2 separate regions of the Mus musculus genome follow, and region 1 is linked to region 2. Evidence: chromatin loops called from intact Hi-C (ENCODE). Cell type or tissue: heart. All regions are shown on one strand. Links, peaks and the distances in the headings refer to the core of each region. The heading gives the core; the rest is flanking DNA. Region 1 overlaps Adamtsl3 (ADAMTS-like 3). Region 2 overlaps Adamtsl3 (ADAMTS-like 3).

Region 1 (15,829 bases), core at 2,855-10,854, 52 kb before region 2:
TGATGTAGTAGCAAGTGTCTGGTGTCCGAGAAGCTAGTGGGTGTTCCAACTCAAGCCCTGTTTCCTTCTGTGAACTAAAGTTCTTAGAAAAATTAAAGCCCCACATATGCTAAAGTTTCCGCAAGGCTGATTGACTGATTAGAATTTCCTGATTGTGGAGAGCTAGAATGTTGACCATCTAGAGCCAAATTACCTTGGGCTATTGTTAGTCTCTTAACTGTCACTTTGTTGTCTGCCTGCATATGGCCTAACTTCTCTAACATCTAGCATCAAAGGGAGTCATCAGCTGTCTTCATTGTCACTAAGAAGCTGAGAAAGACAAGGTTTACTAGGTAAACCTTCCGCCAGCCCCAAAGCTAGGAATGTCATCAGAATGTTGTCTGAAATATATGGCAGAGATTCCCCATTTTGGGGTACTCTACCCACCTGGTATTCCTATCACCAGTTTGGAAACATGTCTTGATTTGTATATACTTGGGCTGTCATTATATTCAAAATTGGCCTAGAATAAATTATCTCTTATTCTCTTTGAGGTAAACACACATGTTTTTAAAGTGTATCTGTGTGTACACGTGTGTGGTTGTGGAAGTTAGGAAAGCATATTTGGTGTTCTGCCCTATTGTCTCCACTTTATTACTTTGAGACAAGATTTTTCACTAAACCTAGAACCTGGAGCTAGGCTGGGTGGCCACCAACTCTCTACCTGGCTCCACACTAGGCTTATACGCATACATGTGGCTGTGAGTTGATGTGGATTCTGATATCGAAGCTTGGGTACTCCTGCATGCTCAGCAAGTGCTCTGACCAGTGAGCACTCTCTGCAGCCCATCTGTGTATCCATGGGTGGATACTTCCGAATGTCTTCACTTTTGCAATCACCTCTTGTTTCTAGGGTTTCCTTCTTAGTCCTGGTTTATTCCAAAAAGCAAGCAAGCATGCTCCTGAATCTCCAGTCTTTAAAAACTCTGCATGCTATGCCATATTCCCCTCCCTGTGCCCCATCTAAGTCTCTATGGTATCCGTTTCCTCTAATTCAGGTCACTTCTTAAACCCATTGCAAATTTCCCTAGCATGCAATAACTGCTCTTGTCAAGTCAACTGTGACCTCCGTGGTTCCATATCCCTTGGGAATTTCTCCAGGCTTGTCTTTCTCAGCTTCTTAGTGACAATGAAGACAGGTGATGACTCCCTTTGATGCTTAATCCTTCCATGATCCAGAATTGTTTTTTTCTTTTCTACTCTAATTGCTGAATAATTTAAATCTCTCTCTCTCTCTCTCTCTCTCTCTCTCTCTCTCTCTCTGTCTCTCTCTCTCTCTCTCTCTCCCTCCCCCCCTTGCTCTCCATTTTAGCAATGATTTCCAAATTTCTTTCCTGAGTTCCATTTTTGCATATGCAGTAGCTGTCTCAGGCTCTCCTCCTGAGCATTTCAGACTTAACCATGACTCAAAACAGCACTGCCCATGTGTTATTCTTTCTGAAAGATGTTCCTACTTCAGGACCACCCAGCACTGAGTTCCTTTACAGGTAGCTGCTCAAGCCAACCCCCAGAGTAGTGATAAGGGGGAGGGAAAGGGAAAGAGTGGAGATCCTGGGCTAGCTACTCACACCATGATCTCTTTGAAAGGAGATTCCAGCCCAAGGAAACAAAGTTTCTTGCCAGGATTTGTACCCACAGCTTCTAGCTAGTCTTTGTGAGTCTATTTTGCCTCCTCTATCCAAATCTCCAATTTGAACCAGTCAGTGTTCAAATTCTCCCCTATGGTTCCGTATCCCTTTGCCTGTGGCCCTATGAGACTTTGGATGGCCTGCATCTATCTTCCTTCCTTCCTTCCTTCCTTCCTTCCTTCCTTCCTTCCTTCCTTCCTTCCTTCCTTCCTTCCTTCCTTCCTTCCTTCCCCTTCCTTCCCTTTCCTTCCTTCCTTCCTTCCTTCCTTCCTTCCTTCCCCTTCCTTCCCCTCCCTCCCTTCCTTCCTTCCTTCCTTCCTTCCTTCCTTCCTTCCTTCCTTCCTTCCTTCTTCCCCTTCCTTCCCCTCCCTTCCTTCCTTCCTTCCTTCCTTCCTTCCTTCCTTCCTTCCTTCCTTCCTTCCTCCCTTCCTTCCTATCTCCATTGAATGCCCATTTTCTTCTGGTCCACCCTGAGTCTAGCCTCACTCTTCTCTCTGTACCTCAAGCCCACTGACATCCTTTCCAAGTGAGGGCTTTGAGGATTGCTCTTTATCTGACCAAAATACACATCCTTGCCTTTTTGCATGCTGCTCATCTCTCTGCTTTAGGAAGTAGACAAATGCCATCTTTTCAGGCATGCTTAGCTGGACCTCATCTTTATAATCCTGTTCCCTTTTCTTTGCTGTCATATCACCCAGGGCATTTCTTTTATAACATGTATAACTTCAGTTTTTCTTGTTTGCTTACTTAGTTTTTTTTGATGGATCTTCTCCACCACAAAGGTAACTTCCATAATTATAGGGACCTTACTGTTCATGTTTCTCATGGTGTTCATAGCACTGAGACCTGTGCTAGGCATTAAAGGGTCTTTGTATATTGAATCAATGATCAACAAAATGGATTTCTTCATGTTTTGTCCAAGGCTGAGATGTTCCAATGCAAGTATAGGCTTGGGTTGGTAAGGACGTAATGCAAACCCATATTATATCCATTTGTAAAGTAAAGGTTTAGGCCTTGGTGATTTCTAAGGGATCTTCAAACTTTCAGAATTATGCTTTCATGAACTCTGAAGGTAATAGAAACAAATGAGAATACAGGATTGGAGGGAGGGCTCAGTGGTTAGCAATGCTTGTTGTCAAGGCTGACAACCAAGTTAGATTCCTAAGACTCAAGAGAGTCCTGACTCTAAGGTGTTCCACATTTCTGTTATGGCACATGAATGCTCACACATATATGCATATTTAATAATAAAGACTAGTTATTATTGTGTTACTTGATCTTTTGATTTTTGGTCTTTAACTTGACATAAGCTGGAGTTATTCGGGAAAGGGGCCTCAGCTCAGGAATTGGCTCCCGAGTAGGTCTTTGGGAAATTTTCTTGATTGGTTGATTGTGTGCATGCGCATGTGTGTTGGGGGGGGGTGTCAGCCCACTGTGGGTAGTACCATATCTGGGAATGAGTCCTGCGGTGTATAAGAAGGTAAACTGGGCAAGCCATGCAGAACAAGCCAGCAAGGAGCTATGCCCTCTGCTTCAGTTCCTGCCTTCGGGCTTCTGTCTTGACTTCCTTTCATGATAGGCTCTGACTTGGATGTTTAAGCTAATTAAATATTTTCCTCCCCAAATTGATTTTTGTCAGAATGTTTTCTCATGGCAGTAGAAAGTGAACGAGGACTGTGGTGTTAAGTATCTAATAACAGTTTAACTCTAACCTAAAATGAAATTTATAAAGAAAACCTCATAATTCTTTATGTCTGGTGCTATCCAGTTTAGTAGAGTTCGGTATACCTTGAGTGAACTATTGTGTGCTGACTTTTCTATTCAAAGTTTATTATTCAAACAAATGCAATTGATTGATTGATTGATTGATTGATTTAGACAAGATATATAGCCAAGGATGTTCTTGAATTTTGATCCTCATGCCCCCAGTTCCCAAATCCTGGGATTACAGGTATTCGCCACCAAGCCCAGTTTATGCATGGCTGGAGATCAAATCCAGGGTGTTATGCAAAGTAGGCACAATTTTACCAACAGAGCTCAACCCCTAGCTCCTGGTTCTGCTGTAACCAAAGCTTGTGTTACACCATGGGAAGGTGTCTTAGTCAGGGGTTCTAAACCTGGAGAAAACATTATGACCAAGAAGCAAGTTGAAGATGAAAGGGTTTATTCAGCTTACACTTCCATGTTGCTGTTCATCACCAAAGGAAGTCAGGACTGGAACTCAAGCAGGTCAGAAAGCAGGAGCTGATGCAGAGGCCATGGAGGGATGTTACTCTGCTAGATTGCTTCCCCTGGCTTGCTCAGACTGCTCTCTTATAGAACCAAGACTACTAGCCCAGAGATGGCACCACCCACAAGGGGCCTTTCCCTCTTGATCTCTAATTGAGAAAATGCCTTACAGCTGGATCTCGTGAAGGCATTTCCCCAACTGAAGCTCCTTTTTCTGTGATAACTCCAGCTGTGTCAAGTTGACACAAAACTAGCCAGTACAATTGACCCCTTGTCAGCTTGACACACAAACACATAACTAGAAGCCTCAAACCTTAGTTTCTAATTCATCCCCAAGATCTAAACAACTAAGAACATCCCTCCATGGCCTCTACATCAGCTCCTGCTTTTTGACCTGCTTGAGTTCCAGTCCCAACTTCCTTTAGTGATGAACAGCAATGTGGGAATGTAAGCTGAATAAACCCTTTCCTCCCCAACTTGCTTCTTGGTCATGATGTTTGTGCAGGAATAGAAACCCTGGCTAAGACAGAAGGTGACACCTGGGACAACAGAGCTGTCAGGAGTTCTTTGCATCCTACTCTTTTCTGGTCCAGAAGGCAGCTTCCTTGGAGTGATTCTTCTCATCTCCTATTTCTTTTTTTTTTAAGTAATTAAATTTTATTATTAGATATTTTCTTTATTTACAATTCAAATGTTATTCCCTTTCCTGGTTTCCACTCCAAAAACCCCCTATCCTTTTCCTCTCCCCCTGCTCACCAACTCACCCACTCTTGCTTCCTTGACCTGGCAGTCCCCTATACTGGGGCATAGAACCTTCACAGGATCAAGGGCCTCTCCTCCCATTGATGACCGACTAGGCCATCCTCTGCTACATATGCAGCTAGAGCCATGAGTCCCACCATGTTTTGTTTTTTTGTTTTTGTTTTGTTGTTGTTGTTGTTGGTGGTGGTAGTGGTGGTGGTGGTGATTTAGTCCCAGGGAGCTCTGGGGGTACTGGTTAGTTCATATTGTTCCTTCTATGGGGCTGCAAACCCCTTCAGCTCCTTGGGTACTTTCTCTACCTCCTTCATTGGGGACCCTGTGCTCCGGCCAATGGATGACTGTGAGCATCCACTCTGTATTTGTCAGGCACTGGCAGAGCCTCTCAGGCTCCTGTCAGCAAGCTCTTGTTGGCATCTGCAATAGTGTCTGTTTTTGGGATTGTTTATGAGACGGATCTCCAGGTGGGGCAGTCTTTGGATGTCCATTCATTCAGTCTCTGCTTCAGGACCTTTGGAAGAGCAGTCAGTGCTCTTAACCCTTGAGCCATCTCTCCAGCCCCTCATCTCCTATTTCATAGTTACTCCTTCCCAAGCAGGGGGAGGGGTCGCTGTCAGGATATGTACAGCCATTGTTGACCAAATAAGACTAAACTTGTGGGTGTCACTTCCTTTGCCAATTCCCTTCTTGGCAGAATCAAGGCAGAGATTCTGGAAAGCATCCCACACCCTCAGCTTCTCTTGGCCACCTATGACAGGGTCATGCTGGATGGCATATGGGAGTGAATCCAGGCTTGTTTACCTGAGGCATATTCCACAGCCATTGGTGCTTCAGACCAGTGATCTACATGCACATGTTTGAGTTTCCCAAGGACACAATGAAGCCTTTCTGTGAAACAGGCCTATATGAGCACGGGTCTGTATGAAAACATACAAAGTGTTGTGAGGAAAGAAAAAGGAACCTCAAAGGATATTTGATAAAATAATTAAAAGTTGTTATTATGGATTGCAGGGGGTGTGGGGGACTTCTCATTGGCTTTTACAGCAGTCTGCATTTTCTAAAGTTCCTGTAATGAACAGAAATTTTGTTTGCGGTGTGGGAATAAACCTTCCCTAATCTTTCACATAAAGAAGAAAAAGATGGAACAAAGGAAGGCAAGGAAGAAGGAAGGAGTGAGAGAAAATGAATTCTATGGGGTTGGAGAGATGAGCAGCATAGGCTGTTCTCCTAGGGACCAGAGCCCAGCTCCACACGAGGAACAGGACTGAACAACTCCAGGGGATCTGACGCCCTCTTCTGGCCTCCTGGGGCACCAACATATATGTGGCATACAGACAGACAGACAAGAAGCGTGAACATAAAAATAAGACAAATCTTTCTTAAAGAAAAAAAAATCCTAAAAGCAATGGGTTTGCAGCAATGAAAGTTGAGCAAGTAGTTGTTACATGGTTTTAATTGCTGGAAGTTGGAGCAGGGAGGAAGAGAGAAAAAAAAGGGCCAGATGTGCCAGGTTGGGATATCCTGGTCTAAAGTGTCCCTGCATCAATGTCTTATGTGCCTCACCTTGCCCCTGGCTCAGAGGACACTTTTCTCTTTATGTCATGAGAGTGGTCCTAGTGGGATCTTTTGGATTCTGCCTCCTAGAGGGACTTTCCTGGTGTCTTATTTGTGACTATGTGACCTTGCCTTTCAGGCTACAGCAGAGAAGTCTCCTGGAGCCTACTTCCTTCCTGAGTTTGCGCTCTCTCCTCAGGGAAGCTTCCTAGAAGACACCACAGGGGAGCAGTTCCTCACATACCGCTATGATGACCAGGTAGGAGGACTGCAAAGACTCTCATCTCCGGCTTTGCCTTCTCTTCCTCAGAAATGCCGGTAAAGGACTGGGGAGGGTCCCAGTGCTTAAGAATCCTTGCTTGTTCTGCAAGCATAAGAACTCGAGTCTGGATCTGAGGCACCTACAGCAAAAAGCCTTGGGTGGTGACTTGTGTTTGGAAGCCCAGTGCAGGACAGTCAGGTCAGTGAGGCCTGTTGGCTGTCAGCCTAGAAGATAAACACTCAGCTCTAGCTTCAGAGAGAGGCTGTCTCATGGGAATAAGATAGAAAGTGATACAGGGGACAAGCAGTCTCCTCCGGCCTTCCCACGAGCACAGGTGCACACATAGATACACATTTACACATGTGCACTGTGCACGCGCACACACAGAGTCTACACAATAGAACATTGTGTTCCTCTGGCCAGTATTAATATAACAGATCCTTGACACCCCGCAGGAACCTGAAGCTGCTGGCTGCAGTGACTTCCTGCCCTGTAGGCAGTTCGGCTCTGCCTGGAACACTGGCTCAGGAATGACTCTCGTTTCTCTCACAAGAGATGATGTTTTAGATATCACTAAATGTATTCTCCCAGAGAGAGTTATCAGAGGATTCTGACCGGGTAGTCGTTGCTTCTTCGTCCTCTCAACTTTCACTTCACTTCTTGGGGTGGGGGGCGGTGTCTCTGCAAAAGTCAGGGCCAGCAGAGTGATGCTTCACATGTGGCGAGAAGGAAATCCGTTTCAGCACAACTCAACCTATGCTGGTTTAAACTTCTAGAGTCTGACATCAGTAGTTTATTGTAAGGGTATTTGAATACATTACATTTTGTAAAAATAAATAAATAAGTAAATAAAATAAAATAAAAAAGTTTCCTGGCATAACACAATCCTCTGCACACAAGGAGGCATAATTACATCAAAACTTTTCTTAAAGTATGTGTCATTTCTTCTGTGAAGGGGGTTTCTAGAGATAGGCTCATGTGTTATCTTAAGGGCCTAGAGGATGACCTGGTGTGGTCACAGTCATATGGTCAGTGTAGAGGTCATCTGGCTGTTAGCCACCTCTGGTCCTGGCTATGGGAGCTGGGGGAAACCCCTGGCTATACAGATAATGCAAAGGTCACCTAAAGCATTAGCCACCTCCCATCCTGCTTGTGGAAGCTTGGTATGGACTGGCCCTACAAATAAGACATATTTTACCAGGCTTGGACCACCTCCATTTCCAGCCTTCTGGATGGAAACACAGGTTATGCATGTCTTCATTGAAGAGATAATCCTGCATGTTTAACAATCCTGTGTTTAACAGTCCCGGTTTCCCAAGTGCTTATCTATGAGTTCATGGACCTTTGTGCTCCCAACAGCTTCCTTCAGGAGCAACAGCATTTCTAAGGCCATTTCTTAGACTGAAGCAGACTATGTATGCAGGTGTGTGTGTGTGTGTGTGTGTGTGTGTGTGTGTGTGAGAGAGAGAGAGAGAGAGAGAGAGAGACTTCATAAAGGCTAACGATGCTTGCTGTATTGTAGGAATCTGGGCATTTAGAGTGATGGTTCTTTTTTGATCTCAATTCACAGTGTTCACATTTAAGATTAGACAGGCCTTTCACATCACCTCAAATTGTGAACTAGAACACCAGCTCTGCCAAATGTCAGTTTCTAGCTGAATACCTGAAGTCCAGGGCCAGTGGCAGAGAACAGAAAGTAGAGATTTAAACCCATATGGGACCTGTGTGGCCCTGGTACCTAAAGGCCCCAGTAGAGATGAAGAGCCAGGCATGGTCACCTTGTCATGGAACACAGTGGCATTGAGGGGGACTGATGATGATTTGGGACCAGCTGTCTTGTCTTTAGCTGTGTGGTCAAAGGCCAGCATCTTGTGGTTGGTTTAGGTGGACCTAGGAAGACAGCCCTCAGGAGGAGCAACTCTGAGAGGCTTAATCTATTGACGTGTGAGATGAAACTACAGAGAGCAGGATCAGCTCTAACGTTGGCTGGAACTGGCCTGGGCTGTGGGTTAGAATGAGTACTGAAGTCTCACTTAGTGTGAAAGGCTGGTACTGATGAAAACCTGGACCAGAGGCCCAGATGGGGAAGCTTGGTGCCCAGGACTCTATTTCCTCCAGTCCTCGGGGCTATGACTGAATTAGCTACCCTTGGTATGCATAGTTCTACATCTGGGGTTGGTAATGAGGGGCAAGGCTGTGGCCTAGAAAACTTCCTGTTGACACAGAGCTTCACATGATGAGACAAGATTATACTTTTTAACTGTCGAGTTCAACATTCGATCACTTCTCCAAGTTCCTGGAATCAATATAATGATGGAAGCTGGACTGAGTCAGGTTAATTGTCCACATCATTAGCCCAATCATTTGGAGCTGGTCCCCAGTAAGACCCAAAGATCATTAAGCTGTGTTCTCCCTTTCTATTCTATGGGTCTTCAGAAGGTTTGTAACTTATAGCTCTCTCTAAGCCAGAAATCAATGCACCAACAGTTTTCAAATGAGAACTTTAGAGAAACCAAGAAAGAAACTGTAAGGGTGTTATTTACTCCAGACACAAACAGGTTAGAAACATGCCCTGCTCTTGCACAGGGCCTGAGTTTGGTTCTCAGTGTCCACACACAATGGCACACCATCACCTGTAACTACAGCTCCAGGAGGACCGGTGCACTCTTATGGCCTCCAGAGGCACCTACGTGCATAAGCTCATGCTCCTCACCCCACATAGACACAATTAAAACTGAAGAGAAATCTTAAATTAATATTTATTGATATCTAACTGCACGTGGAACAAAGACAGATCTGAATTCTAGGACTTGGTAGATTTCAGTATTTTTTTTCACGCGTGGAACAAGATGAAGAGAGAGAATGTTGAGCTCCGTTGGGGGTCTCTGCAGTCTTTCCTAGTCAGTATCCACTACCCACGAAGGACACATGCCCCTGACTCTGTCCTTGGTACAGGCTGGTTCTGTCTACCCTTCTTCAGTTTTTATACAGGTAGGATATACAGCACGTGCTCATCTGTGTCTGGCTTCTCTCACACATCACTGTGTCTGAAAGTTTTGAACAAGTCTTCGGATCCAATCTCATACAAGATTTAGTGTTTAGCCATCAGTCGAAGTGCTTTAACAGACTGTCTCAGATGAGACAGTCTACAACACTCTGGGTGGCATTCCAACATTTTTGCTTCCCAGGAATTCTCAGAGTGTTCCTAAATGTTTTGCAGGGCAGTTGATGCAAAGATTCCTTACCTGGGGAAGGGGTGGGGCAGTGTTCGTTATATAACAGCCAGAATGTGGTGGCTGTGGCTCTTAACCAGGACAGCTCTGTCCTGCCAGGGGTCTTGGGTACCTACCTGCCAAGTAGGAGTGTTTATACTAGCAGTTGGTGGTTTGTTCTCACAGTGGCCTGGAGCCAGACTCACAAAGTGCTTGTGCAAATGAGGCCACAACCTGGACTGTAAAGTGGTCGGGGCAGAGGTTGGTTTGCTGGGCTCTTCCTCCCTACAAAACACTCATTTTATAAAATAGGAAGCAGGTGGTAGGTGTGTAGACATTGGCTTTTTAGAACAACTCCCACAGGACTCTTGAAAGTATTCTATCCTGGGCACATTTTCACGAAGACCTTTAGGTCACTTTCCAAATGTCTCCTGGATTAGGTGCCTGGAAAACTAATAACCCCTAGGCCTGTAAAGCACAGCTAAGGTGCAGGCTATGCTTAATGAGACACATAAAAGCCACATCGTGGCTTATGTGGGAGTGGAAGCAGCTTCTAGGGAGAGCAGAGCCTGAGGCCAGCCAGCTGCCCACTGGGCTACAAGCAGGACTGGTCAGGCAGTCTTCATGTTACTCCATCTAATGAGCCTCTAACAGTGATGTGACATCTGTGAACCTCAGATCCTTCAACTGATTTCCAAAGCAGAATGGGTGGGTTTCATGACCTTCCCTCATTCCACTGCTTAAAAAAAAGTATAGTTTGAGACCACAGATGGAGTATTCCAGCTGCCGTGTTAATTGGTTCACTCTGATTACCCAGGCAGTCTGGCCAGCAAAGCAATGAACTGTTACTTCGAGATTTAGAGAGTTGTACAGCTGGTGGAGACTTCAGTTCCAACACCTCGTCCTGCAACTCAGGAAAGCAGAGACTCTTAAGTGTGCAAATGACTTAGTCAAGGACATCCAGATGGCTGTTTGAAAACTGAAGACCACTGCCCTCCACACCCCAGACCCTGCTGTCCCAGACCGTCTCCATCTCATTCACTCAGACTTAGGGGCGAGTTTGTTCCTTTGTTCCTTTCCAAAGACCTCGATCCCATGGCTATGGCCATGGAGAGCTTTGGGGACCATAGGAAACCGCAGGGAATGCTTTGATATTAACAGGTCACTTTGCGGATTCAGACTCAGCAAATGCTATCCCCTTTCCTAGTTTCCTCTCCGAAAGTCCCCTATACCCTCCCCCCCCCTTCAACCCTCCCACTCCCGCTTCCTGGCCCCGGGGCATATAATCTTCATAAGACCAAGGGCCTCTCCTCCCATTGATTGCTGACTAGGCCATCCTCTGCTACATATGCATCTAGAGACATGAGCTCTGGGGGTGCTGGTTAGTTCATATTGTTGTTCCTCCTATAGGGTTGCAGACTCCTTCAGTTCCTTAGGTACTTTCTCTAGCTCTTTCATTGGAGGCTCTGTGTTCCATCCAATAGATGACTGTGAGCATCCACTTCTGTATTTTCCAGGCACTAGTATAGCCTCATAAGAGACAGCTATATCAGGGTCCTGTCAGCAAAATCTTGTTGGCATATGCAATAGTGTCTGCATTTGGTGGCTGATTATGGTATGGATTCCTGAGTGAGGCAGTCTCTGGGTGGTCGTTCCTTCAGTCTCAGCTCCAAACTTTGCCTCTGTAACTCCTTCCATGTATATCTTATCTACTTGTACAAAGCTCAAGTCTAAGTGGATCAAGGAACTCCACATAAAACCAGAGACACTGAAACTTATAGAGGAGAAAGTGGAGGAAAGCCTTGAAGATATGGGCACAGGGGAAAAATTCCTGAACAGAACAGCAATGGCTTGTGCTGTAAATTCAAGAATCAACAAATGGGACCTCATAAAAGTACAAAGCTTCTGTAAGACAAAAAACATTGTCAATAAGACAAAAAGACCCCCAACAGATTGGGAAAAGATCTTTACCAAATCCTAAATCCGATAGGGGAATAATATCCAATATAAATAAAGAACTCAAGAAGTTGGACTCCAGAAAACCAAATAACCCTATTAAAAATGGGGTACAGAGCTAAACAAAGAATTCTCAACCGAGGAATACCGAACGGCTGAGAAGCACCTGAAAAAATGTTCAACATCCTTAATCATCAGGGAAATGCAAATCAAAACAACCCTGAGATTCCATCTCACACCAGTCAGAATGGCTAAGATCAAAAATTCAGGTGACAGCAGATGCTGGCGAGGATGTGGAGAAAGAGGGACACTCCTCCATTGCTGGTGGGATTGCAAGCTGGTACAACCACTCTGGAAATCAGTCTGGTGATTCTTCAGAAAATTGGACATAGTACTACCGGAAGATCCAGCAATACCACTCCTGGGCATATACCCAGAAGATGTTCCAACTGGTAATAAGGACACATGCTCCACTATGTTCATAGCAGCCTTATTTATAATAGTCAGCTTTGTTTTTTTTTTAATTAGGTATTTTCCTCGTTTACATTTCCAATGCTATCCCCAAAAGTCCCCCATACCCCCCCACCACTCCCCTACCCACCCACTCCCCCTTTTTGGCCCTGGCGTTCCCCTGTACTGGGGCATATAAAGTTTGCAAGTCCAAAGGGCTTCTCTTTCCAGTGATGGCTGACTAGGCCATCTTTTGATACATATGCAGCTAGAGACAAGAGCTCCGGGGTACTGGTTAGTTCATATTGTTGTTCCACATATAGGGTTGCAGTTCCCTTTAGCTCCTTGGGTACTTTCTCTAGCTCCTCCATTGGGGGCCCTGTGGTCCATCCAATAGCTGACTGTGAGCATCCACTTTCCGGCATAGTCAGAAGCTGGAAAAAACCCAGATGTCCCTCAACAGAGGAATGGATACAGAAAGTGTGGTACATTTACACAATGGAGTACTACTCAGCCATTAAAAACAATGAATTCGTGAAATTCTTAGGCAAATGGATGGATCTGGAGGATGTCATCCTGAGTGAGGTAACCCAATCACAAAAGAACACACACGATATGTACTCACTGATAAGTGGATATTAGCCCAGAAAGTTAGAATACCCAAGATACAGTTTGCAAAACACATGAAACTCAAGAAGAAGGAAGACCAAAGTGTGGATACTTCATTCCTTCTTAGAATCACAGTGTTTTCAAAGTCAAAATCAAATAGTGCTGCCTCCCGTTGGGTAGCTCATCTCCCGAGTGAGAGCCTTTAGACACTTGGATGTAGTAAGCATACAGAGCAATTACATAGAACTTGTCTCTGATACTTGTAAACCTTAAATCTAACTTCTAGAATTGTTGTCAGCCCTTTTTCCATACCACCTTGAATAGCCATCTTTAATTTTAAAATTTCAACAGTTTCCTTGAAGTCACATTGGTTCTTTTGCACATGATTCTACAGTTGGGGGGAAAAAAAACCAGATCTGTGTTTGTGACATCTGTGATGGCTAATCTTGGTTGGCAATTTGACATATCTGGCAAGAGGTATGCTCATTAGAAGAATTTATCGGACTGGCCTACGGGCAGTTCTGTAGGACATTTCTTGACTGATAATTGGTATAGAGGGGCTTAGCCACTGTGGGACATATACCCCTGCACAAATGGTGGCCTAGGCGCTATAAAATAGCTAGCTGAGAAAATCAGAGTGAACAAACCACTAAGTAGTGTTTCTCTGTGGTTCTGCTTTGAGTGCCTGCCTTGTGTTCCTGCCTTGGCTTTCCTAGATGGTGGGATATAAAATATAAGATGAAATGCACTGTTTACTCTCCAAGTTGCTTTAGGTAATAACAACTGAAACACACACACACACACACACACACACACACACACACACCCAGGACAACATCCCCATCCACCACAGTACCTTAGGTACCACCCTAGGTGATTCTTCTCTCTTTCCCTGCGTGCCCCTGACAGCCCACATGTGTGATGTCTTCATTCCTGATGCATGGGCCAGTTTGCATTTCTTATGTTTCCTTTGCTGGGGACCCAGAGGACTGGATGTGTGGCTCTGACAGGCCCTTGGAAAAATGCTTATCAGAGTTGAAAGGAAGCCCAGTGGCCTGGCTCTTCAGGTGAGGAATCCCGAGCTCTAGGGAGAAATGCTGTCCTGTCCATGCTCTTGCAGCCGGGCACAGAAAAGCCAGATGCCTGTTCTCTGCCCTTAAGCACAGTTAGGACTTTTTTTTTCCCTCTCTTACATCTAATCTGTGGGCAGGGAAAGTATGAGAGAAATGTTTGAATGAATTTTTAAAACTAGCAATAACAACAGTATATCAATAATGAAGTCTTTGTGTAGGCTTACCCCTCAACCTCTCTCAAATGACATCTTTCTGATACCATTATGCCAAACCTAAGTTTCCCTTTTCCTTATTTAACTATTGATTTATGCATTCTTTCTCAGGAGAAGAAGTCCTTTTGCTACAAGTACATCTTTCTCAGAGTAACTCCCTCCCAACTTTTCATGGACATCTTGGCCAGGAGCTGTGTTGTGGTTAAGCTGCTGGCAGGCCTCAGGGCCATCACTTGGGATTTTCAAGTTATTTCTGGAATAATTTTTTTTAAGCTTGGAAAGCTTATAGCAACTCCTGAAGTTTCTGGTAAAGGAAGATGAACCCAGCCCTTGGATCTGCGGGGTTCTGTCTGTCGTCTTTTTCGCTGACCAAAGTGAGTCACCTACATGTTCTCCACACAGGAGCCTTTCCGTGTCCTTCCTGGCCATTGAGTGTTAGGTTTTTAAGGACCAAGCCATTAGAGTTTGGATGGCTCATTCTTTTGTTAGTGAGTAATCCTGATTGAATGGAGCCATGCTCCTTAAATATTCTAAAGATTTAGCCACCCAATGTGAAAGCAAGCTTATGGTCTGCTAGGAAATTAGAAGAATATACCAGTTGGGATGATGTTTATTCTGACCTAACTCAGACACACAGCAAACCCACAAACCTTGCATGTGCAGCCTTGCATGTGCAACCTTGTATGTGCAGCCTTGCATGTGCAACCTTGCATGTGCAACCTTGCATGTGCAGCCTTGCATGTGCAGCCTTGCATGTGCTATTGAGGCTGACTTTGGCCCATGTGAACTCCGAATTTCATTCTCTCTGAGGTTTTCACAAATCAGATCATTCTCCAGGATGGAGGAGTTCATCTGTTCTGTTCCTTGAAGTTCAATATCCAGCTCTTGAATTACACAGACATTGTTCTCTTTTTATACTGTTCTTCCTAGACTCATTCAGGGGTCGGGGGGCTGTGCTGTTTTTTTTATATACCTTTGCTGTGCAGATTAAATGGTAGATACAGGAGAGGGGGACATTCAAGACAAATTCAACTGCCCCCCTCCCCACTATAGCTGCAGATGCTGGGAAACATGCTCCCCTCCCCCCATCATCCCTCTTCTCTGAGATCAAGCCACATCTTATTGGAAGATTCACAAAAATTTTCAAACACTTTGAGACTAGGACATTTGGAGCAACATAGGTCCTTCCTTTATAGTCTGATGAATGTGTCCCCTCTTCTCCACTGTCCCCTCTCTTCCACAGTCTTCAGGCCTTGTTCTGAGTTCTCCTGTTTTCTGCTTTGACATTGACTTTGCACTCCCACTACCTCCCACTGTCCTCTCATGACCTAATTTCCTACCTTCTGCTTCAGGTGCTGACAAGGCCCACCTCCTATGACTTCCGTTCCTCAGTCATCAGACATCATGAGGCTGAAATGGGAGTTTGCCCGGCCCCAAGTCCCTGCCACTGCTTCCTGATCAGACTTTTGTCCTCTCAGTGATTTTCTCTCTTGGAGATGGATGCCATCCATCCAGATCACTGAACTGAGCACTCACCAAAGTGTTTACAAAGGGCCATTCCCTCATCTCTTTCCTCCCTGCTATCCTATCATGATACCTATCATGATATCATGGATCATGATATATAGGATATCATGATATCCTATCAGCCTGGTCCAGGATTGTAGACATCCCAAAATTTCATTGACACAGTCATATCTAGTCCTCTCTAGCTCCAGTGGTCCTCATTCACCTTCTATCGTATCTACGCTCCATGTTGCACCTTGTCATGCTTCACACAACCAGCTCTCTAACTTCAATCCCCTCCCTTCAGAGCCTCCAATGGACACTCTTATTACCCACATAC
Region 2 (15,829 bases), core at 5,302-13,301:
ACCGCTCTTCCTCCTGGCTCAGTGAAAGCTGCTTGGGGGATTAGGTCCATGCCTGCCTTCTCAGGGTGCCTAGTGCAGAGTCTTGACCATAGGTATCTGTTTGGATAAGGGAACCAGCAGATGCTTGGGAGCCCACAAATGCCAGCCAGGAACGTGCATTCCTCACTAAATACCCCAGATAAAATGGCAGACTGTTGAAAACCAGAAGTGTAGTTCCATTTGCAATAAAGATGGGGGTGGGGTGGAGGATAACGTAAAAGGCTTCATTGAGATATCAGAAGAATGTTGTGGTCAAGTGGATCCCAGCAGCAGTGGAGGGGATCCAAGACTTGGAATGCTAACTGTGAGTGACGATAGCTCAGCTGCCTGCATTTGACTGGATTCCTGGTCACAAAGGAAATGAGTATTAGAGGAGAAATTGCACAGAGGAAAACAGAATTTGCCCAGGGGAAGTGATAAAGGTTTTTTGCCTTGGCCCCATCATTCTCTGGACACATATGGTTGTGAAAGTGTGGCTCACCTGAACATGATAATGGGAGTATCCATCAGAGGTGCTGTGGTGTTTAGAGAGGACATAAGTCAAGCCAAGGACTGGCCCGCAGCACTGTCTGCCTGAACATCAGCTGCCCTAGGAAGGTCATGGTTCTTCAGGTCTTTGTCTAGGTCTTACCACATGGGCACAGATTTGATGTTGGTTGAATTAAACTTTGATTGGGTTCATTTAATAATTTACCTTATAGTGCAGTGTCCACATGGAATATAAATAATCACATAAGGAAGTTTTAAATTGGTGCCCGTAAAGTAAAGAGAATTGGGAAAAGCAGTACTCACTGGTAAGCAGAAGTTGTCTGTTCTGGGTTACCATGAAGCCAGCTCTGTCTTTGTAGCCACTGGGCTTTAGGATTGGGCTGGTCAAAGTGAGGCTACCACATAACTCTTCTCTCAGGAGGCTTGGTAGTTACCACGGCAGAGGAAGGTTTTACCCTGTTCCCAGGATGGCTGTCCCTCCATCCTCCACAACTCTCTTCTGCATCCCAATATTTGATAATGGTGACTGATACCGTTTCCTATTTTTTCGGTAACATTAAGCTCTATTCACAGGCCTTCTCTCTCATCAGTGGGCCACCCTCCTGGCATTGTGGTCTACTTACAACTGTAAAGAAGCAGACACATGCATTAGAGGAATTCTGATTAGGAAGCTATGTCTAGCATGGTTTTTGGTGACTCAGGGGACACATGGAGGCTGCAAAGTCAAGCAGCATGCTTTACAGATGGGTGCTAGGATCAGGGTCCAAGCAGACCTCAGCAGGCTGACTCCCTGAGCCAAAAGCAACAAGGGAGGTTTATTGGTGATTAATTTTAAGTCTTGCATAAGCAGCAACTGGAGAGCTGGCTTTGCTATCATTACTCTGAAGATGTTATTTTTAAGAACAACAACTGCTGGCATTTGTGACGCACTCACCGGCTACATGGAGATGCTGTTTGACTTACTTCTTATGTGTATTTTAAATATTGCATGAGTGATGGTGACCATTGTGGTTTAATGTGAGTTTGATAAGGTTAAAAGCTTATTGTAACAGCTTTAATCATTATATAATACTGCCTCCATACAGAGTTCCAATAGATGATGTTGCCTGAAAATAATAAGAAAGAGAGTGCAGGAGTGGGGAGGGAGGGAAGAAAAAACTAAATGGAAAGAAGGAGAGGGGAGAAAAAGAGAGGGAAACTTTATCAAAAGAGATTTTTCATGGGTTGAGGTGATAGCTTAGTTTAGTCTCTAGAACCTATACAAAAAAAAAAAAAAGCCAGCCATGATAGCATGTTTGTAGTCTCAGGGCTGGGAAGGCTGAGACAGATTTCTTGGACTGGTTAGCCAGCTCACTCAAAGAAGTGAGCCCCAGCCAATAAAAGACCCTGCTTCAGAATAAAATACTCAAGGTGGACTGCCCCTGAGAAATAACACCCAAGGTTAGTCTCTGGTCTCCACACCCATGTGTACACATGCACTATACACACATATGCATATGCACACAGGTGGGAATCTGGGTCATGGGGCAATGCATGGCCTCTTTCTCTTTAGATATAATGCTGTAGTCTAGACACTACATTTTGAGATTTAAAATTTACATCCTTAATTGTGTGCAGAGATTGAACATAGTCACGAAAGGGCAGGGAGAGCAGAAAGTGTTTGGGGTGATAGCCAGACACTAGAGGCTTGGGAAAACTCAGGAAGGTTGTCTTCTTTTTTTTCTTTTTCCAGAGAAAAGGATTGGGGCTCATGGTCAGTTTTTCTGGAGAGATGAGAATTCCAGAAAAGGAAGCACAGGAGAGAGAAGTGGGTAAAATCAGGGACATCGTAGCCAGGGAGAATGCATGACAGGGTCAGGGGCTGGCAGAAAATGGTGCTGGGGTCTAAGGAGCCCAGCCATCCTAAGAGAGAAGAAAAATACCACTGGGCCTCCTTGAGATGCCGTTTGCTTTCTGTTTTCTTAAGGGGAAAAAAATCTGACGTATCCAATCAGAGAAACCAGATGTTTTCATTTTATAATGTGCCCGTTTTAATTATTTTAGAATCAAGATGTTTTCTGTAAGTGAAGGTGGAGGAGTTATGGAAAGAAACCCGATTCTAACTATAAATGGAACAGATGGGACGGTGGGAATAAAAACAAATTAAAACAATATTGCAGGGAGCTCTCAACTTTCGTTTAAAAAATATATGATGATATTTTTCAACTTTTCACATTCGACCAATTCATATATCAAGTGACAAGAAGAAAAACCAATCTCAGCTGTGTACAGTTTAAAATTTGCCTAAACGATCTGGACGCACCCCATCTAAAAGTCTAGATGAGGGCATTAAACTGCTAATTGTATTTTTCTATGAACTGGAATTTTATATTTTACACTATATGATGATAGACAGGGTATAGTTATGTTTGGTGACATTCAGGGCAGAAAATCGAACCGAACAGTGTCTTAATTAGAACAGTAAATAGTATGGGTTTCATTTAGCTCCCATTCCCGATGACAGATTTGATCGGCTGCCAAATATTTATCCTTTCTGTTTCTGCTCAGGCTGAAGCTCTATAAGGCTGTTCGCTGTGCTATAAATAGAAGCTGTCGGACCGACCACTGGTGGAACTTGACTCGACATTATTGGAAAACCTTCATTTTTGCTTCCCGTCACGATTTTTTCCATTTCAGCTTTGAAGGTCTTCCCTACCAATCCCCCTCCCAATTTAACTTTCTGGTGGAGGGGGCGCTGGTGTAATTTGCCCAAAGGCTTAGGGGAACCTGGGCAATAGCTAATGCAGGCACATGCTGTCATTCATTATTGCTTCATGGTTCTCGTCTATCTTTACATTCTCTAACTTACAACTTACCCATTTAATTCTGTCGACTTGAACATTTCTATAGTCCAAGAAGATATAGATTATTTTTTGTTTGTGTGCTTGCTAGATTTAACTGAGACATTGTGTGTTTTAACTTGTAAAATATGGTGCAGGGGTCTGGAGAGATGGGTCAACACTTAAGAGCCCTTCACTGTTTTGTCCGGAGGACTGGAGTTCACTTCTCAGCATCCACTCCGGAGGACCACAGACACCTATAACACTGCTCCAGGGGATCTGAGGACCACTCCTGGCCTCCAAAGTAGCTTACACTCAGTCACATACCACTCCACTCCACACACATGAATACACAGGATTAAACATAACATAAAAATAAGCCCTGTTAAAAAATGCTACAAAGCATGGAGACACCACACAAAATGTTGCTAAAGCCATTCAAAGTCACCTGACCCACCGTAGCATTTTATTTATCTGAGCATGTCTCCCTCTGTTCGTGTGCAGACTTACCTGTGTTAAACAGGATGCAGACTTGTAGCCAGGTAGGGTATTGCCATCCAATGATGATATTTTAGCCTAAAACACTTTAAAAAAAAGAAATTTCAGAATCTACCCAAGTTCAGAAAGTAAGAGAAATATCACCCATGATAACCCACCTGGCTTAAGGCTGATTTTAAAGCTTGTGCATTGGTTGCTGTCGATGTATTTACAAGTGATAAAGAAAAATAAAGTATCCTCATCCTTCCTGTGACTCCTTCCAGGGACAGCGAGGACGAGTCCCACCTCCTCTGCTTAGAACCAACTGGATGTGTGTTCTTATAGCTCAGAGGCTGTGTTTCCTGGGTGTGTTCATTAAGCTGTCTATATGAAGACAGAGAGAAAATGCTTTGTATTTTTATTTTAAAGAAATTAAACTATACCAGCCTCTCCCTCCCTCCCTCCCTCCCTCCCTCCCTCCCTCCCTCCCTCCCTCCCTCTTCCTTCCTTCCTTCCTTCCTTCCTTCCTTCCTTCCTTCCTTCCTTTCTTTCTTTCTTTCTTTCTTTCTTTCTTTCTTTCTTTCTTTCTTTCTTTCTTTCCATTGGTTATTTTATTTATTTACATTTCAAATGTTATCCCCCTTCCTGGTTTCCCTTCCACAAACCCCTATCCCCTGCCTTCCTCCACTCCTATGAGGGAGTTCCCCACCAACCCTGTTAATAACTATGACAGCCTTTCCTAGGTTAACCATATGACTGTCAATGTCTGTATAGCATGTGCTTTTTCTGGTACTTTATGGTTCCAGTACCTTAATATAAATTTCTAATGGATCTGGATTCCATTTTGACATATTTTAAGAATTTATAGATTAAAAACCATTTTTATTACATGTATTCATTTTGTTTTATGTGTGGGCGTTTTACTCTCATGTACGTTTATAGACCGTTTGTGTGCTTGGTGGCTGCTGAGGTCAGAAGAGGGCATTGGGTTCCCTGGAAATGAAGTTATGAACAGTTATGAATCACCACGTGTTTGCTGGAAATCAAACTTGGGTTCTTTTCGAGAGCAACAAGTGCTCCTTGCTGCTGAGCAGTTTCTCCAGACCAAGGATTTATCTATTTTTAAAAGAGTATTAAAATACTAGTATTTAGGAGACTAAGGCAAGAGGGTCATGAGGTAGAAGCCAGGTTTGGGTGCACAGTAAATTCAGTGCTCACTTGAGCTATGCTGTGAGATACTATCTCAAAATTTAAAATATTTAAAAATTATTTTTAGTAGATATGATGAAAGTGCTTCATATGCATCTACAAAATGTCATAATACAACACATTTTGTGCAGTTAATATGCAGTAATAAGGCATCATGAGGAAATTAATATATATGATTGATTATTATAATAATACATATGGTCAATACATATGATTACTTACCGTTATGTCAATTCTATATTTTTCTCATTCTTTCACTTCTATTTTTTGACATTTTATTTTTCAATTTATTTTTATTTTATGTTATTTATTTTTATGTGTATTTTTATTCTGTGGGTGGTTTGCTAGCTTGTATGTCTGTGCACCATGTGTGTTCTAAATTGAACTCCCTGGGACTGGAGTTACATACAGTTGTGGAGTTATGGATAACTGTCTCATGGGTGCTGGGAATCGAGCCTGGTCTTCTGGAAGAGCGACTACTACGCTAACTGCTGAGTCTTCCCTCCAGTTCTACTTTCCCTCTTTGTAAATGGAAACATGGAAGATGATATCTAACTCCCTTACCAGCTTAAGCGTGTGATACAGTACTGCTAACTATAAGCCCAATGTCCTGTGTCACATGCCACGAACTTTTTCACTGTGCATGGCAGGAACTTTACACTCACTGAACAGTCTCTTCCCTTCAGTGTCCTGGGAGTCTTTGGCAGTCAGCACTGCTATCCCATTCATGGAACTGGACTAGTGTGGATATTTCCTGCGTATAGAATTAGGTGACACTTGACCTTCTATAACCGTCTGCATCCCCCCCCCCCATCCAGACTTCAAGAAATGCTCATTCAGAAGAAGACAAGGATGGCAACTGGGACGCCTGGGGAGACTGGAGTGACTGCTCCCGGACCTGTGGCGGAGGAGCCTCCTATTCTTTGCGGAGATGTCTGACTGGAAGGTAAGTGGTGACTTGGCTGCTGTGTGGAGTGTGTCAGTGACTGTGAGTGAGAAGGGGAGAAGGTGTGTCCTGATGTTTTCCATCTGGTGTCTTATGGTCTACCACAACATGAGCTATCTCACGTTAACATGTTTCAATGGGAATGGTGCTTCTTCCAGGTATGTCCATCTCTATCTGTAGATGCATCTATCCTATCTACATGATGGTCACAGGGTTAAAAAAAAAAAAAACAGGCACTTTGGTCCTAAGAAAGTGAAGGCATGTTAAGTTCAGTTGCTGGCTTGATAGTCTCAGGATTTAGGGGAGGGTTATGTTATCTTGGTGGCAGTCCTTGAGAGGCTGTGACTATAATTCCTTCTTGCATTTTTGGTGAACCTAGCATGGATTGAGAAGGTAATGCAAAAACTGGGGAGCTGGCACAGTGGGTGAAATGCTTGATGCACAGGCTTAAGGACCTGATCTCAGATCCTTAGGATCCATATAAAAGCCAGGTGTGGCGGTGCACATCCATAACCCACTATAGGATGGACACAGACAAGTGGGTCACGAGGGCTTGCTGGAGAGCTGGTCCAATCAAAATGGTGAGCCTCCTATATTCAATGAGAGATCCTTCCTTGAAAAATAAGATGGAGAGCTATGAGGAAGAGGCTGGACATTGATATCTAGCCTCCACATACACACACTCAGATGAGTGTACTCGGCTATTCAAAAGCATAACACACACACACACACACACACACACACTCCACATACCTGTGGAGAAGGGAATGGCCATGACTTCTTAGGTAAAGGGTAAGTTCCTCTGCAGTGCTGCTCAGTCACTGGGGCTGGGGGGAAAGCAATCAGCATGAAAATTGAGAGGGGAGGTCATGCCTTTGGATGTCTATGTGTAATCCCCAAAGCTCAAGAATATGAATAACTTGAAATGAACAATAGCTATAATGGCAAAAAGTGACATTTGCTCTATTGTCTTCTTTAAACAATATTCCCTACACTTATGGTTGTTAAAAAGAATTTGGAAGAATACACTAAGACCCACGGATGATAATTTTTTATCTCCTCATCATAGAACCAAAATATTTACAGCTCTCAATTTATTTAAAATTACTTTGATCTTGCTTGGACCGTATCTGGCCTTATGATGCATGTCAGGATGCTGGTGGTTTGTGGCTCCTTTACCCGAAGTGGGTTGTGTGTAGATAAGGAGAGCTTCCGTCTTCCCTGCTCCTGCTCAGGAGGGAAGTGTTGGGCAGGAAAGGAAAGGGTTCCTACTGTTGTGAGCAGAGGATCCTGTTCACTAGCTTGGAGGTGTTTAACACTAGCTCCCAGGGGCACTCTGGAAAACTTTCCTGAGCCACAGCCCAGCTCTGACTCAGTTCCTTGGGCTCTTCTGCCTTTTGTTCCCTTGATTTGTGCTATTCAGGATACCTTGACCCTCATGTAAGTACAGGTGAACAAATGCTCAACGTTGTCTCTAACAGGCTGCTGGTCTCTCAGCCGTTCAGTTCCTTAGCTTTGACTTACACATTAACCGACAGTATTTGACATGATGTACGGGACACGATGCATGGGACAGGGGGTGTCCCGGAGAACTCTCCTGTGGCTCTAAACTCTCTAACCCTATCAAGATCCTGTCCTCCCCGCCACTCCCTTTCTCTGGCTCAAAGCTTTTGGTTTTGTTCTGTGACATGTTTAGTTTAGCAGGACCATCTGTGTGAGCACTGGATCAGAGCTAACACTAGAGTTCACTGGGGTGACCAGTGAGCTTCAAACTGAAGGTGGTAACTCCCTGTCATCCGAATTTCTCAGTAGCAAATATTTGGGCCATGCCAGGTAGGGCTGCTTAGAGTCTCCTCTTCTGGGCCAACTCCTATGCTAGCTCAGTGCCACAGCCATCTCTCTCATTTTTATGGAATACTTTTTCCTTCAAGAGATTCCCAGGTACCTAAAGCTGTCTTTATTTTCAAACTTGAATGATAAGTTTTACCCTGGTATATGACGGTATACACGGAATTTCCCCCAAGAAATTTGTGTTCAGTTATCTCACAGTCCAGGTACTAACTCTGGAGATAAAGACATAATCTTTATTGTGATTATTTATTAAAAATTTAATTTGTTATTAATTTGTGCAATGAGTGTGTGTGTGTGTGTGTCTGTGTGTGTGTACAGATGCCCTCAGAAGACAGACAAGGGTGCCAGATCCCCTAAAGCTAGAGCTATGGGTGGCAGTGAGCTGGGTGCTGGGATTTGAACTCTGGTCCTCTGAAAGAGCAGCAAGTACTCTTAATTACTGAGTCATCTCTCAAGCACCCACAATCATTTTTCATTGTCTGAAAATTTCATCATGAATACAGTATGTTTTAATCAAATGCACTTACACTTCCCCCTTCATCTTCTCCCATTGGTTACTACTTTTACCTCACAACTTAATGAAGTCTCTTTGAGCCCACAAAGTCTACTTAATGCTACTGAACTTTGGGAGTGCGATGGGGGTGGATATGTGCATAGAATGAGCCATCTATGACTTGTCTACTAGAGTGTGGGCCAGCCTATCATGGGCTACATCCATAGAAAACTTATTTCCCAGAGACAAAGTTCGGAGCTGAGACGAAAGGAAGGACCATCCGAGACTGCCCCACTCGGCGATCCATCCCATATACAACCACCAAACCCAGACACTATTGCATATGCTAGAAAGATTTTGCTGGCAGGACCATGATTTAATTCTCTCTTGTGAGGCTGTTCCAGTGCCTAGCAAATACAGAAGTAGATGCTCACAGTCATCTATTGGATGAAACACAGGACCCCTAATGAAGGAGCTAAAGAAAGTACCCAAGCAGCTAAAGGGGTCTGCAACCCTATAGGAAGAACAACAATATAAACTAACCAGTATTCCCCAGAGCTGTGTCTCTAGTTACATATGTAGCAGAAGATGGCCTAGTCAGCCATCAATGGGAGGAGAGGCCCTTCGTCTTGCAAAAATCATATGCCCCAGTACAAGGGAATGCCAGGGCCAGGAAGCAGGAGTGGGTGGGTTGGGGAGCAGGGCAGGGAGAGGGTATGGGGGGCTTTGGGGATAGCATTTGAAATGTAAGTGAAGAAAATATCTAATGAAAAAAAAAGAAAACTTATTTCTGAGGATCTGTGGTCTAGCAGTGGTTTCTGGAGGAGGAAAGACTTTCTCCAGGGTTGCAGCTGCTAGTAAGGGAAGGTAACCATGCTCCTGCAAGCCACACTGACACTCACGTGCCTGTGTGAAATTCCAGAAGTAAGCTCATAGTTATATATGCCTAATAGCTGCCAAAATAAACATTTAGAACAAAGAACAGGGATGTCACACCCTGGAATAGTTAGACTCTTGCCTCTCTTCCTTACTGCAGCCAAAGGCTGTGTTCTTTGAAGGGAGATAACTAACAGGAAAAGGCCTCTGAAAAGGCCGCATGGAAATCTACCATTGAGAAGCTTCCCAACACACACACACACACACACACACACACACACACACACACACACACACACACTAAAGCATATGTGTGTGTTTCAATGGAGTTTCCCTATGGGAGGTGGCAGGGATAACTCTTAGAAAAATAGGGCTAAAAAGGGACTTCCTCAATTTAATAAAGCAAAGCAGAATAGCTATTGTAGACGTAGTGAAGCTGGCTCCTTCCACCTAACATGGGGAATGAGCTAAGTGAGGCTGATCTTCTCACCATCAGGCAGCAGAATGCTGGACTTCCCTGCAGCCACTATAGCAAGGAAAGAAAACAGGCACCTTTGCTTGAAGAGGACATTGCTGTCTACATAGAAAATATCAAGGAATTTATTTATTTATTTTTCCATTTTTTATTAGGTATTTAGCTCATTTACATTTTCAATGTTATACCAAAAGTCCCCCATATCCACCCACCCCCACTCCCCTGCCCACCCACTCCCCCTTTTTGGCCCTGGTGTTCCCCTGTACTGGGGCATATAAAGTTTGCAAGTCCAATGGGCCTCTCTTTCCAGTGATGGCCGACTAGGCCATCTTTTGATATATATGCAGCTAGAGTCAAGAGCTCCGGGGTACTGGTTAGTTCATAATGTTGTTCCACCTATAACTTATACAACTAAAAAGTGACTTTATCAGGGCCCAGGATGCAGAATAAACATATAAAAATCTATAGTATTTTTCTTACTAATGGTAAATGGACAGTCACTGAAATCTAAACCAGAATATCATATAGTCACCCAAAGCTAAGCATAAAATCTCTCTGAACATACAGAGGATGGCAGAACACAGACAGCAGAAGTGAAAATGAGGGTGGGGTGAGGGACGGCCCAGTGGCCAAGAGTATCTGCTTCTTTTTCGGAGCACCCAAGTCCCCAGCGCACATAGCAAAGGGTTTATAATTGCCTGACTTCAGGGGATCCAACAACCTTTCTGACTCCTGCAAGCATTCCTCCTCCCATATACATGAGTAAATAAAATATGTATGTATGTATGTATGTATATATATATGTATATGTATGTATGTGTATGTGTATGTGTATGTGTATGTGTATATGTATGTATGTATGTGTATGTGTATATGTGTATGTGTATGTGTATATGTATATGTATACGTATACGTATACGTATATGTATATGTATGTATGTATGTGTATGTGTATGTGTATGTGTATAGAAACATAGTACTCATTATCTTAACTATTTATCCCAAGAATGAAAAAACCTTGACCAACAAACTGTACATAACTGATTATAGAAGCTTTATTCACCATAATCAAGTGTGGGATAAACCTAGTGCCCTTTGTTGTGTGAATGCAGACTATGGCACATGTAAACCATGGAATACTACACAGAAGTAAGAAGAAATAAACCAACAATAGACAGACAAACTTGGTGACTCTCTGGGAATTCACATGGCATTGTAAAAAGCTATACTCCAACGACCGCCAGTTGCATCATTCCACAGATGCAATGTTTAGAAATGAAGAGCAGATTAGTCATTTCCAAGTGGTGGAATAGAGGGGAGGGAGGGGGCACAACTACCAAGGGAAGCTTGCAGGATCCCTGTGATGACAGAAGTGTCCCATACTTTAGCTGTACAAATGGCAACATCCTGGGTATCCCTCTGTGTGTCCCTAGGTGAGTCCCTGTGCTAGACTTTCTTAAGATATCACCCTTAAGAGAAACATACACTAGCAAGATTTTGCTGAAAGGACCCAGATATAGCTATCTCTTGTGACACTATGCCGGGGCCTAGCAAACACAGAAGTGGATGCTCACAGTCAGCTATTGGATGGATCACAGGGCTCCCAATGGAGGAGCCAGAGAAAGTAACCAAGGAGCTAAAGGGATCTGCAACCCTATAGGTGGAACAACAATATGAACTACCCAGTACTCCCCAGAGCTCGTGTCTCTAGCTGCATATGTATCAGAAGATGGCTTAGTCGGCCATCAGTGGAAAGAGAGGCCCATTGGTCGTGCAAACTTTATCTGCCTCAGTACAGGGGAATGCCAGGGCCAAGAAGTGGGAGTGGGTGGGTGGGGGAGTATGTGGGGGACTTTGGGGATAGCATTGGAAATGTAAATGAAATAAATACCTAATTTTAAAAAAAGAAATAAAAAAAGAGAAACTGAATGAGCAGTAGACAAAATCCCTGAAATATTTCTAAGAAAAGCATGTGATTCACAGAAATTTTATTCTAAGTTTTATTTGACCACTCCCTCAGAAATTCCAGGTAAATTAGACATGCATCCTTTTAAAGTTAAATCTGAACCAATAAGAAATCAAGGGGATTCAGAGGGAAAACTGAAGACCATAACTAAGTGTGTGGCTGATCCTTTGTCTATCCTGGTGGTGGAAGTGGGAACCCAGCTTACAGAAATGAATTCCACAATAAGTAATCCCATGCCAGGAGAATCCTAAAGGAAGAAACTTTATGGTTCATACCCCTCCCAAGCAGGTTTTCTATACCAGCCTAAGGAGTTAAATATATTGGTTTCAATTATGACCGGGAAAAATTTTCCACTGTAGAACATGGCTACTGCTGTTCTCCTACAAGTTTCAGGTGGACATATATTTGTCCACTTACACTGTGTAAAGTAAGGAGGCAGAATGCATACAGCCTGCAGACTGTGGAATCTTGTGATGGAAAGTTAGTACAAACGTGGCCTTGTTATTTAACCATGGTTAAGCTATAAAACCTATTTGTCAAGAGAGGCATGGATAATGTGACACACACACAAACATATGAATGACATACATTTGAGTGATAGAATTTTATTCAGTCCTAAAGAACAAAATTATGTCATATTTCAGGAATATAACTACAATTGGAGTTTATCATATTAATGGAATTAAGTTGGGTTCAAAAGGCAAATATCATGTGTTTCCTCTCATGTGTGTATTCTAGATTTTACACTGATACATGAATCACGTATGCATACATGGCGTGAACGAAACCGTCTAGGGAAATGAAGGACACACGCGGGGCTGTGATGGATGGGGAAAGGAGAGTCTGGAGTATAGGGATGGACATGTTCAAAGTACATTATGTACTTGTATAAAAATGTCCTTTTGGAATCCGGTACCATGCACAGTGAGTACATGCCAACTGGCAGTGTTAAGGGATCTGGAGAGAGATTCCTATCAATAGAGTACTTGTAGCTCAACTTTGCAATGTTAGTACAGAACCCAGGAGGCAGCATTAAGAGCAGCAGGCAGGCACAACAGCCAAGATGTAAGGAGGAAAGCCATGCACTTATTTGGTGCTTGAAGGCCCCCAAATCCTAGGAGAAGTAGACATTCACACCTCAGTACACACACCTCACGCCTCATCCCTAAATGAAGCCGTGTGGTCTTTCAGAATGGGTGTGAGGTAAGACTCTCTGATGACACTGTTTATATTCAGTGTAGTCGAAGTAGTAAGACAAGAATACTCACCGTCTGAGGACTAGAGGTGAAGATGTAACTCTCATGACTCACAGCTCAGATAGAAAATAGATCCCAGAGCACCTATACACAAATAAGGGGACTAATTGTGGGGTTCACTGGAGAATTCTCTGCAAGACTAATGCATAAAAAAACCGGGCTCTTACTCTGTGGAAGAAGCTAGAAAGCAACATTCCAAAAGGCAATATTTGAACTATTAAGAAAATATAAAAATGTTTTGCAATAAACAGGCAGTCTCAATATCATGAAAATGACAATGTCTCCTTAATTTGCAAAATTAAGAAGTGAACAGGCACTAAGCTGTTTGTTTTTGTTTTGAGATAAGAGTTTCTCTGCATATCCCTGGCTGTCCTAGAAGTAGCTCTGTAGACCAGGCTGGCCCCAAACTGAGAGATCTGCTTGACTCTGCCTCCTGAGTGCTGGAATTAAAGGTATATGCCATCACTGCCTAGCAAATTTCCCCCACTTTTAAAAACTTATGTATATGCATCAGCATAACTGTATGCTACGTGTGGGGTGCCCATGAAGGCCAGAAGATGGTGTCAGATCTCCTGGAGCTGGAGTTACACTTGTATGATACCTGATGTGGAAGCTGGGAATCAGACTCTGGCCCTCTGGAAAATAGTGTTGTTCTTCTCTGTTGCTGGGTTTTATCTTACATTGCCAGCTCAGGGTACAACAGTGAGGAAAATGAGGGCAGGAACTCAAACATAAGTAGAGGCAGAAAGAATGTGGGAACACTGCTCACTGGCTCGTTTCCAGACTCACATTCAGTTATCTTTCTTACATCTCTCAGGACCAACTGTCCATGAATGGCACTGGTCAAGTTGGCTGGGTCTTCTCACATCAATCAACAATCAAAAAATAGATAGGTGTATGGTAGCTTGACATATGCTGAATTTACTATGATAAACCAGAAGAGAGAGGCCGATCATCCAGTCACAGGACTCAGCTAATTTTCTGCCTGTTGATGACTGAAGGCTGTGCAGAGCTGGCCTCACCCCTGGCCTAAGCATCTTGCTAGAGCTGGCCCTGCCCCTTGCCATCTGCAGCACTAGGGAAATCAGGCCTTGTACCTAACCCACGAAACACAGTAGAGTTGGGGGCAGAGGGAATAGGTTTGCAGGGGAGCTGGCCTTGACACTTGTCTGCTGTACTGTGAGAGGGAGAGATGTGCTCCTTGCCCCTCACCAACTGTAGCAGTCAGGAGAGCCCTGCTGTCCCTGCTGTCCATGCTGTCTGTGCTGTTCCTGCTAGTCCTGCTGGCCCTGCTAGTAAGCCAGCCATGAGGGCATGAGAGTGGGAGAGCTAGTGGGCTGACAAGCTCAGCTACCACCCAGGCCCAGATCCAAGGGTTTGAGTTGGTCCACCCCAACATCTACCCCATCTATGAACTGCTAGAGGTTGTGAAGGTGCCATTCCTCAAGACCCAAAGTTTCAGGATCTTCATGAAACAGGGCAATAACATGATATCCTAGAGGAGCCCCGGCTAGGATCTGGCATAGCAGAAGCCAGAGTCCTCAAACCAGACCAGTGTCTCATTGCAATGAACATTTGTAAGTAAAGTAAGAAGTGTGCACTGTGGGGCAGACTGACACTGAGTAGCTTCTACAACGAGAGCTTTTCCTTTTTCTTTTGGGGGCAGGGTGCAAGGGTAGAGGGCAGGTATAAAGGGATGGGGAGATGAGTATGATTGGGGCACAAGATTCACAAAGGATCAATAAACAGTTAAATAAGTGGCTCGAGATGAACCATCTCATGTTCTCTAGATTGGGAAATTTTGTAAAGTTTTAAAATGCTGAATTATTTACCTGGATGTCTGAAGATAAGAACCACCCCCTGACATACCCCTCAAACAGTAATGGGGAGATGACATGCCACCCTAGAGGGCAATCTGCTGTATCTGGTAGAAAACGCCCACAGTCCATGCTGATGTCTCTCACAGACACTGAAGGCTAGTCTGTGGTGATAGGATTTCTCACTGAAGGCTACAGATGCTCTTCAAAATTCAGAATCACCTGAGATCATGAATATTAAGGAAAACTAGTTGATTCATATAAAAATAATCCATAAATTGTAGTAAAACTTTTAATTGAGAGGACAGTATTCAATGAAAAAGCATTTGGGTGTATCTATCAGTCCACATGAAAGATAAATTTCAAGTGGAAAACAGTCCATCTATGAAGTGTAAAATTTGAAATAATGTGCATGAATACCATTATGTTTTCTAGGTAGTGGAAATCCTTTAGCAGAGTTATAAAAGCTGGAGCTCTAAAGAAAATGTTGGCATTTATTAATAGTTACAGGTTAAATTACTATCGTGTCATGACAATGGGTTGAACTACATTTATGAACATACAAACTCCAAAATAATGCCCAGGTTCTCTGAAATGGCTTAGTGGTCAAAGTGCTTGCAGAGCAAGTTGGAGGTCAGAAGTTCAGATCACCAGAACTCCTGTAGTGCTGGGTGGCTGTGGTGGTCCACCTTTAATTCCAACTCATTTTTTTAAATTATTCTTTTCTCATACAATACATCCCAACTGCAGTTTCCACTCCTTCTACTGCCCCAAGCCCTCTCCTGCCCCTGGGGGTGTGTGGAAGCCATCCATTGTGTTTTTCTGAAATGTTCTGTGAAACTTATAAACCTCCAGATTTGTGGTCTCCCTGAATTCATCTGACTTAAACAGGTATATGAGCTTACAAAATATCCTAAACTTTGTATACATATGTGTATATATGATATGTGCATACATACATCTACACAGGATTGTGTATTACATATGTGTATTGTATGTAAGGTCAGCTGAGATAACAACTTGCTGTCTGGTGTCGACAATAGATAAATGGATGACGGAATATTTTTGTCCCTCCATCTTGGCTCTAGGCCTGTGACACATCTGCCTAATCCATGC

What was found. Peaks named below come from ENCODE experiments on the same cell type or tissue, not always from the same donor. Only the 100,000 strongest peaks of a DNase experiment are listed, where the experiment ranks them.
Region 1: a loop joins it to region 2, with 1.9 times the contacts of the local background. A loop is called at or near these places in 2 of 42 quality-filtered maps.

The regions. Positions count from the first base shown.
Region 1 is chr7:82,373,145-82,388,973 of GRCm38, forward strand. Adamtsl3 (ADAMTS-like 3) reads left to right here. Exons shown (of 30, transcript NM_001190374.1): 3 at 6,349-6,468. Among named protein-coding and RNA genes, the nearest start is that of Adamtsl3, 45 kb to the left of the region's middle. In heart, for the core only: no CTCF peak of the experiment used is centred there; a DNase peak (open chromatin) is centred at 6,817.
Region 2 is chr7:82,422,483-82,438,311 of GRCm38, forward strand. It overlaps Adamtsl3 (ADAMTS-like 3), which reads left to right. Exons shown (of 30, transcript NM_001190374.1): 4 at 5,852-5,979. Among named protein-coding and RNA genes, the nearest start is that of Adamtsl3, 95 kb to the left of the region's middle. In heart, for the core only: no CTCF peak of the experiment used is centred there; no DNase peak of the experiment used is centred there.